3 separate regions of the Homo sapiens genome follow, and all the other regions are linked to region 2. The links are chromatin contacts, found by Hi-C or POLR2A ChIA-PET in ENCODE. All regions are on one chromosome and are shown on one strand. The core of a region is the stretch at or near the end of the contact, and the rest is flanking DNA. Distances in the headings are between cores, read along the strand shown. Region 1 overlaps HMGA2 (high mobility group AT-hook 2). Region 2 holds the start of LINC02454 (long intergenic non-protein coding RNA 2454). Region 3 overlaps HMGA2 (high mobility group AT-hook 2).

The links. A loop is a pair of places that touch in the nucleus more often than their neighbours do. ChIA-PET counts read pairs that join two places held with the same protein, here RNA polymerase II (POLR2A). Pooled maps may share reads with other maps.
Region 1: a loop to region 2 is called in a map of PC-9, with 13 times the contacts of the local background. The contact joins the enhancer-like site here to the promoter of LINC02454 in region 2. A Hi-C loop is called at or near these places in 1 of 168 maps with a recorded cell type or tissue (PC-9) and 4 of 50 pooled maps. POLR2A ChIA-PET finds 5 or more read pairs at or near these places in 1 of 52 experiments (BJ).
Region 3: a map of PC-3 shows a loop between it and region 2 (3-fold over the local background). The contact joins the enhancer-like site here to the promoter of LINC02454 in region 2. A Hi-C loop is called at or near these places in 4 of 168 maps with a recorded cell type or tissue (PC-3, ascending aorta, cardiac septum and 1 more) and 11 of 50 pooled maps.

The regions. Positions count from the first base shown.
Region 1 is chr12:65,959,973-65,962,672 of GRCh38, forward strand. All of the region lies in intron 4 of HMGA2 (high mobility group AT-hook 2), which reads left to right. Among named protein-coding and RNA genes, the nearest start is that of HMGA2-AS2, 13 kb to the left of the region's middle. Within about 2 kb of position 1,429, at least 3 of the 41 ENCODE cell types and tissues checked have a DNase peak (open chromatin) inside an H3K27ac peak, as active enhancers do.
Region 2 is chr12:65,601,554-65,604,253 of GRCh38, forward strand. It overlaps LINC02454 (long intergenic non-protein coding RNA 2454), which reads left to right and starts at 1,316. Exons shown (of 3, transcript NR_146529.1): 1 at 1,316-1,428. The region is part of intron 1 of MSRB3-AS1 (MSRB3 antisense RNA 1); the gene reads right to left.
Region 3 is chr12:65,890,723-65,893,504 of GRCh38, forward strand. All of the region lies in intron 3 of HMGA2 (high mobility group AT-hook 2), which reads left to right. Among named protein-coding and RNA genes, the nearest start is that of HMGA2-AS1, 9.8 kb to the left of the region's middle. RefSeq lists enhancers at 754-1,666, 1,307-1,601. Within about 2 kb of position 1,414, at least 20 of the 41 ENCODE cell types and tissues checked have a DNase peak (open chromatin) inside an H3K27ac peak, as active enhancers do; they include PC-3 and endothelial cell of umbilical vein, where a contact is called at or near this core.

The DNA of each region.
Region 1 (2,700 bases), core at 179-2,678, 360 kb after region 2:
TCTGCTTCCTGGGTTCACAGCATTCTCCTGCCGCAGCCTCCCAAGTAGCTGGGACTTCAGGTGCCCGCCACCACGCCTGGCTAATTTTTTGTATTTTTAGTAGAGATGGGGTTTCACCGTGTTAGCCAGGATGGTCTCGATCTCCTGACCTCGTGATCCGCCTGCCTAGGCCTCCCAAAGTGCTGGGATTACAGGCGTAAGCCACCATACCTGGCCCCATCCATGTCTTTTAAGTTATTAAAGATGATCGAAGCTCAGGGGTCCCTACCAACTCCTCAGTTACAGAAACAGGACTCTTTGGGGATGTCGGAGCCAGCTGCTTATTCTCCATGTCACCTGTTTCTGTTCCCTCTTTGCACCACAGAAGCACCCTGTGTTAAGTCTGGCCGAACCATGACACTTAGGAGAGCTGAGAATGGGTTTTCCAACCTCATTCCTGACAGGGAGGATTTTTCTTCTCTTCATTGAATGCACACTTGTCGTACAGAATCCGCACATGTAACCAAAGACCAAGTCACTGGGAAGGTGAGAGCTGAGGTTTGCAGAGGTGGGAAAAGCCACCTGCCCCACCACATCAACCCTTTGGGAACCATTCCTTCCTTTGAAGGGTGGCCAGCCAGGGCTATGCCAAGAAGAGAGAGCTCTCCACTAACTAGACATTTGAGAAAACCATCATTCTGAGCATGTGAGAGCCACATTGCCTCCAAACCTTTAATGAAGTGAGACTTCCACCCTCTGACATCCTAGTCATGTTCCCAGTACTAACTGATAGTTACTAGTAGAATTCTAAGGTCAGCAGAAAGATACATTAATAAAACAACTATCCACATTGTCTTATCCACATTGTCTTAAGGACAGTTAAGGAAACAATATGACCTACCACCATTTTCATCTGAATTGTGTCTAAAGGGTTGGAATTCAGGAGTTTCAGCAGCTCACATCAAGCAAAGTTTCTGGGAATGTTTTGAAAAGCTGATCACATTCCATCTAGTACAAGGTCTTTGTTAAGTTCATGGCCTGAAAATTCTGTTTCCTTCCGGATTTGAAAGTACCTTGGTTTCCGGATAGTATAGAAAAATCAAACAGTTAGAAATTGAATAATTACAGCACAATCCAGGAGGTTTGCCAGCTTGACTGAGTTCTATCAATTTTTTAACCGTAAGAAGGAATAAAATATACTTGCTGGCTTTTATGCCGTGGTCTGTTTCAGAGTAGTCACCTAAGTCCACACCTCATGTCAGAATGAGAAGTGAATCATCTGGGGACAAACGAGGTGTGTATCTGCCTAACAGCTTAGTGACTTTCTGGAATTTAAATATTAAGTGAAAGGACAGGGTCACAGGGCAGCTGATCTTTGGCTCGTCTCTCTTTCGTCTGCCCATGGCTTTGATCATGCTACATCCTCCTTTGTGGCCAGGGCTCCACAGAGAATCTCAGGGTCATGGCCTGTTGCCTAGTCAAGAGGTATAAACCTGCTGCTTAAATATGTGAAGCCCACAGTTTGGGGGTTGGGAGTTAAAGGGGAGGTAGCCTCATACGTTCCACTTTTCCCACAAAACCCAAAGCAGACTAAACAAAACCGGTGTGAAATCTCATGACTTGATGCTGCCGTGGTTATATTTTTCAAGCTGTAATCCATTCATTTGTATGTGTGTTTATTCCCAGGATTTACAGCTCGCTCAGTCTTCGGGGGGAAAGAGAATATTTGAAACCTTTTGCAAAGGGTTTGAAGTATGCAGTGGCCTGTGATTAAAGCCCAGGATAGAGTGTGTGTGTGTGTGTGTGTATGTGTGTGTGTGTGCATTCATGTGAATGTGTGAGTGCCCATTCTTGTGGGGTTTTTTTCTCCCATTTGCTGCTTTTACGCAAAAGCATCACACATGGTAGCATTTAGGAGCCCCTTCACAGCTGAAGTGTTTCAAACACTAATGAATGGAAGTTTGGTCATATAATGCAGACAAGCTTTAAGGCATGCTTTACTGAATGGTGTACTGTAGTGACCTGGGAAAGGAAGAGAGGTATAAATTGTGTCGGTTAGCCACCCAGACAAAATGAAGCCATGTGGAAAATCAAATCTATTAAAGTATGAAGACTGTTATAAGCTGTTTTAAGCTGGCCATTCTTAAAGGGGCTCGGTCTGCTGCAGGAGTAAATGTTTACCTCTTCCCCCAGATCTTTTTCACATGCCGTCTTATGAGACAATGTGCAGCATTTGATAAAAATCATCCTCTCACTAACGACGCTTTTATCGGAAATGTTTATTGTCTCCGCTTTACCACCCATGTCCTGAAAGGTACTGCACATTTGTTAAATAAGCAAAAGGAAAGAGAACTTTGCGGCTCAAGCCGGCTCGCAGAAACCCCAACAAATTCCAGAGCCATAAGGAATCAGAAAAAGGAAAAGGGAAGGAGGAGTTAGATTTATATGAAGAGGGGGCCTTGCAAAAACATATATATTAGATTTTCTCTGCTTGGCTAGCCCACCATCAAATGTTTGGTCGATGCGGATTAGTATTGAGATTGAGCAGTTAACGCCGAACTTGGGTCACTGTCTCAAAATGTGCTTTAATAAATACAAGGGGGAGGAAATGGATTTGGGAAGGCTCGTTGTCAGCTCTGCCCCTGCTCTCACACTGCCTCTGCACAGTGGTGTAGGGGTCACACACAGGTGTTGGCACCAGTACCAACCCGACCCAAATCC
Region 2 (2,700 bases), core at 66-2,565:
GATGGAAAAGTTTTCAGTAGAAGTGATATCTTCACCATTCTGGGTTTGTAAGTTTCTTTTGTTTAACTTAGCCTTCCGGGAAGTTGATACTTGAAGACACAGCACTGTAATCCAGGAGACGCCTTGTCCGACTGCTCCAAATTGGTCAGGAGCCTCTCAGCAGTGCCCTTGACACCTTGTGCTTCTCCTTATTTCTAGATAGCATTTAGAAATAGCATAGTTTTGTCATGTCCACTTTCTTGGCATCTGCTATCTACTCCAACTAGATCATGAAGCAGGATATCCCAACATCTCTGTAGTACCACCGGAGGTGATCGACAAATGTTGGTTAAATGAAATTAATGAATGGAGGGGATGGATATGACTTTTCTTTACCTGAATATGTTTTTCTCTGGGGCAAGTTTTTGGTAGAGAAAAGTAGGGCTAATGTAAGAGAGAAAGATAAGTTCCTTCTTTATATATGCGATAACATTTTTGAAATGTAACTGTGCTTGGCTTTTCTTGTAAGACTAATTGGAATGTGGTTACAGAGCTGGATATCTTGTTTAAAGGTGATTTAAAAATGACAGATCCCATACATTTTTTCATTTCCTTAACAGCTGCAATGTTAGCCTACTCCATAAATCACAACAGTTGGTTCTATCTTAATGCCATAGGTATTTCAGTAATATAGACTGTTCAATAAATTATTGGGTAGTTATTAGAACGAGGTAAATTTGACTTAACATCTTAATTTGACTTAGGCATCTTCCTGGAACCTTCTTGCTCTGAGGTTTGGATGAAAAACACTTTGGATATCACCGTGAGACTTGCTACTTCCGATTCATTGTCTAGTATTCTCCTTGGCAGCTTTGCAAAACAAATCTTGGAAAGCTCCTAGAGAAAGCCATTCTTTTTAGAAAACTTGGAGTCTTTTGAATTCACGCTGGATGACAATGACAGTGAATGAAAGTGTTTGTCCTGTTTGTATATTTGCCTGCTGCTTTGCTCATTCACTCGCTATTCATTTTTTCCAATGGATTATTTATTTATTCAATTTTCAAAACTTAGCAAATATCCTAGATTTCAAAGTATCCTTGTACCCTATGGTTATGGGAATGTGTCAGCCAAACTCTAGGTGGCGCTCCACATCGAATTTAGGAGGCAGGGGAAGGAGTGTGGCAGTGGAGCTCTCAGGATGGCGTCAGAACCACAGAACACCCAGGCTGATCCCGAGAGCTTCCCGTGTGGGGGCGGAGGGTGGGGCAGAGCAGGATGTGTGCTTGGGTTTCACTTGGAAAAAACATACATCATATTGCAATATAATTTACTTTGAGATTTCAATTTGGAAAATGGCATGGAAATAATCCAGCTTGAACATCGTCCTCCTCACCTCCTGGACTAGGGCGAGGGCCCCTTATATTTCTTCATGGCAATTGTGTCACAGTTGTAAGTATTAAAGTATTTGCTTAATTATTTGTTTGATATCCGCCCACTTTGGACTGTAAATTTCACAAGGCAAGGACCTGGCTGCATGGCTCATAGCTATTTGCCTGCTGTCTATCACAACACCTAGCAAGTGACAGACGGTCAATAAATGTTTGTTTTGTTTGCTTATTTGGCTGCTGCTCCATTCATTTGCTTCACTGGGTTATTCATTTTTTCATTCCTTCGTCTCCACCCTTCCCTTCCTGCTCCACCCTACCCTTATCTTCCATCCCCCACTCCAACTCTCCCAGTCCTCCCAGCCCTCCCATCTACCCCATTCCCCACCCAGTCCCACCCTCATTTATCATAAGTCTTAAAAGTTAAGAAACCTAAGGGGGCTGTAGTGGGGTGGGGCAGAAACTAAATGTATGAAAGCAATCTTTAAATAGTCGGATTCTCAAAATCCGGAGAAAGAGTATTAAAAGGTAAGAAAGCAACAGTTTTGCCAATGCAAAAGGGAAAGTGTGGCCCCCTCAGCGGTCATTTCCCCATGCACTATGGCTTTCCTAAGCAGGTGCTGCACCTCCTGGGTTTTGGCAACTGGATGCAGAAGACCGGCAGAACTCTTTCCTCTGAATGGTCTGGACTGGGGACAATTGGCTGGAATCACAAGTGGCTTCTTTGCTCACTCTAGCGGTACTTCAGCTTTCATAAACAGCCGGTTCCTGGAGCTGTAAGGTTCCAGCACATCGGGGATTTCCCTTTGTTAGATCCTGACCCGCAGAGCTGTGTCCCAAGCCAAAACTGTTGTGTTCACCTCTTAAAAGGCTTTCAAAGAAGGAAGGGAGGGAGGGAGGGAGGAAGGGAGGGAAGGAGGAAGGGAAAGAAGGAAGGAAGGAAGGAAGGAAAAATTCTGGAAAATATCAGTTGTTATTCACAGACACCTAACTTGCCATTTTTAAAAACACATTTTAAAGTTGATATGAATCGAAAAAAAAGTTATTGTGATATTGGCAGTCAGCTCTCTACTGAAATGATGTGAGTGGAAAAACAAGAGTTTGGAAGAATGCGTCCCCCAAAATTCTTACATTGTTACCAACCACAGAAACAAAACATAGTGCTGGAAAGGAATTTCAAGTCATAGATGCCAAACCCCTGATTGTGTAGATAAAAATAATGAGGCTCTGAGGTAAGTGACTTGCTCAAAGCCACTCAATTCAGGAGTTAGAGCCAAAATTCATGACTTCTGGCCAATTCTGGGCCCTTGCCACTCCACAAGCTGCAGTTTTTCTG
Region 3 (2,782 bases), core at 164-2,663, 290 kb after region 2:
TATTCTTTTTTTTTTTTTTTGAGATGGAGTCTCACTCTGTCACCCAGGCTGAAGTGCAGGGGCGCGATCTTGGCTCACTGCAACCTCTGCCTCCCAGTACAAGCGATTCTCCTGCCTCAGCCTCCTGAGTAGCTGGGATCCCTGGTGTGCATCACCGTGCCCGGCTTTTTTTGCATTTTTTGTAGAGACGGGGTTTCACTGTGTCACCATGTTGGCCAGGCTGATCTCGAACTCCTGACCTCAAGTGATCTGCCTGCCTCGGCCTCCCAAAGTGCTGGGATTATAGGCATGAGCCATAGCGCCCAGCCGACTTCTTCAATATATTCGTATATGTGAATTGAGCCTTCCATTTCTTCCTTTACCTCCTCTTTCATCCATTGGAACCAGTTGACTTTTTAATGTAAAGTATAGAAACTCAGCCGCTCTGACCCTGTTTTGATTCCAAACCCTTGTACCTACCAGACCATTTAGGAAGACTGGGATAAATAAGCATTATAACTCCAGGGAGCTTTCTGATTTCATGATCCATTTCTGTTTCTTAGGGGCCAGACAGTGCTAGGCTTACAGGAGACTCAAAATCTGTAGTTAACCACAGCAATAAATGAACACAAAGGAAATGCAGATGTAAGTAGGGGATAAACTTTGAGTGGTTCCATCAGTAGTGATTCATGATGTTGAACTACAATAATATTTTCCTCCACACACTCTCCCAGTTCCCATTGTGACACTGGAGCAGCATTTAGGGAAGACAGTTAGGCTTGGGGGTGCGTTCTGTGGTCATGGCTGTGGAAGATTGGTCCTACGGCTGTTAATCTGGCTGACAAATGTTTCATCAACATGCATTGTTGAAAGTGACATGATGCACAGTGCTGGTTAAGAGTCGCGTAAATAATAAAATGCCCAAGATGGGAGAAGAGCAGTTTTCCTGGCTTCTCCAAGTTTGAGCTGCAGAATCAGAAGCAGTAGAATAGAGAGAGAAGAGACAGGACACTAGCTTGGGTTCCAGCCCCAACTCTGCTGCCCTGTGCTGCGTGGCTGCAGCAAGTGACTTATCTAATAACTGTGGGTCTCAGTTTCCTCACTCATAGTATTAATGATCATTTCTCAGGAGTATTAAATAAGAGCATGAGTTTAAAGAGCCCAGTCCCGTGCCCAGCACAACGGAGGCTACCCTCCAAAGGTCAGTCCCTTTTTCTGTGTGTTTCATCCTCTCTTGGCAGCCTGTTTGCTGCATCTCTCAGCTGACTTTTGTCCCTTCCTGCTCACTTAGTCAATTCAGAGATTACAGTTTGTACAATAATGCGCTGCCTTGTCTTCTCGCTGGTGAATCTGGACCGGAGTGCTCTGCCTCTGCGCCGACACTCACTCTGATGGTCTTGGCTGGAGGACAGAGGCTGCTGGCAAAAACCTAAGAGGGAACATACCGTGGTAGCAGCATGAAAGAATTTGGCAAGGAGGTGCTCGTCACATGATTGTGATTCATACTGTACTCTCAAAATGTGGCAGGAGGGCTAGGAGAGACTTTTAATGCCAGCACACAGAGCAGAGACACTCATTTTCAAACATCACATTCTTTTTATAGTACAGGCATGCCTCACAGGGAAAATATTGAACTTGGCCTGCCAGCACCACGAGAGTCGTCCCAACTGTGATTTTATTGCTTGAGTCACTCCCTGAATCAGATACTGGCTGCACGGAGGAAGTCTTCTATTAGGGATGCTTTGAAATTGTGTTTTTAATTAATTAACACCAACTCTGGACAGGTTTTTCATTTACTCCTAGCTGACTCTTTTTTGTCTTTTCTTTTTTTGCCTGAAACTTGTTAGACATTTTTGTAAGGTCTCAGTTGGATCGCTTTTAAGTATCCTGGTGAAAGAGTCATCTGTGTTGGGTGACCAAAGCGAGGGGACCCTTCAAAGTAGAGTTTGTCATCTCCGAGAGAATCTGATCCATGGGAATGGGGTCGTCAGGAAAACGGTCCCTAAAAGTCTGGCATAGCACTTTTTGATGCCTTCAGCCGTCCTCAATCCATTCATCCTGTTGTTAAAACTTAAAACTAGAGCTGGCCAGCTGTTGAGAAAAGTCCTCAGTTTTATTTCAACCAAATGATGCTGCCTCCTGGGGCTGGAAGGGGGCTGACTTCAAGCACAATTATAAATGTGTAGCTCTTTCAAGCGGCGGAAACCTACAAAATGGCCTTGATTCACAGGGCCCCTCTGGCTCAAAGACTCTCTGCTTCCCGTGTGTCATAAATCTGTATCTGCATCAAAAAGTGTAAAGACGGCAGTGTATGGAAGTCCCTCTTCCTCTGCGAGTGTGTCTATGACAGATTTATACTGATGGCTACACTGCACCCCGGTCACAGGCTCCTATTATAGTCATGCCCCACTGACTCAGCCCCCATTTCCTGTGGAAGGGGAGACAAGGTCCTGCATGAAGGAGGGTGAAATTACAGCTCAACTCTCGAATTGCTGTTAGTACAGGAGGACCTTTAAGGGCTGCAGCAAGACCCATTTTGTTCATAGCAACATCTACTGTCTCCTCACCCCAGTGTGGTCACAGCTAAAACCTAAGGCATTTAGTTTCATGACAAGATATGCCATGACAGGGTACTCCAGAATTCAACAAGGCCAAATGGATACATGCGAAAAGAACAAACCACCTCATTTGTTATAATTTTTGTTTCTTCAAAGTGGTTTTCTTTTTCTTCCTGAGGGTACAAGTTTCAAATGTGGAAATTTTTTAAGGTAGCATTTGAATCCACCTCTCTATTAGTATTTGC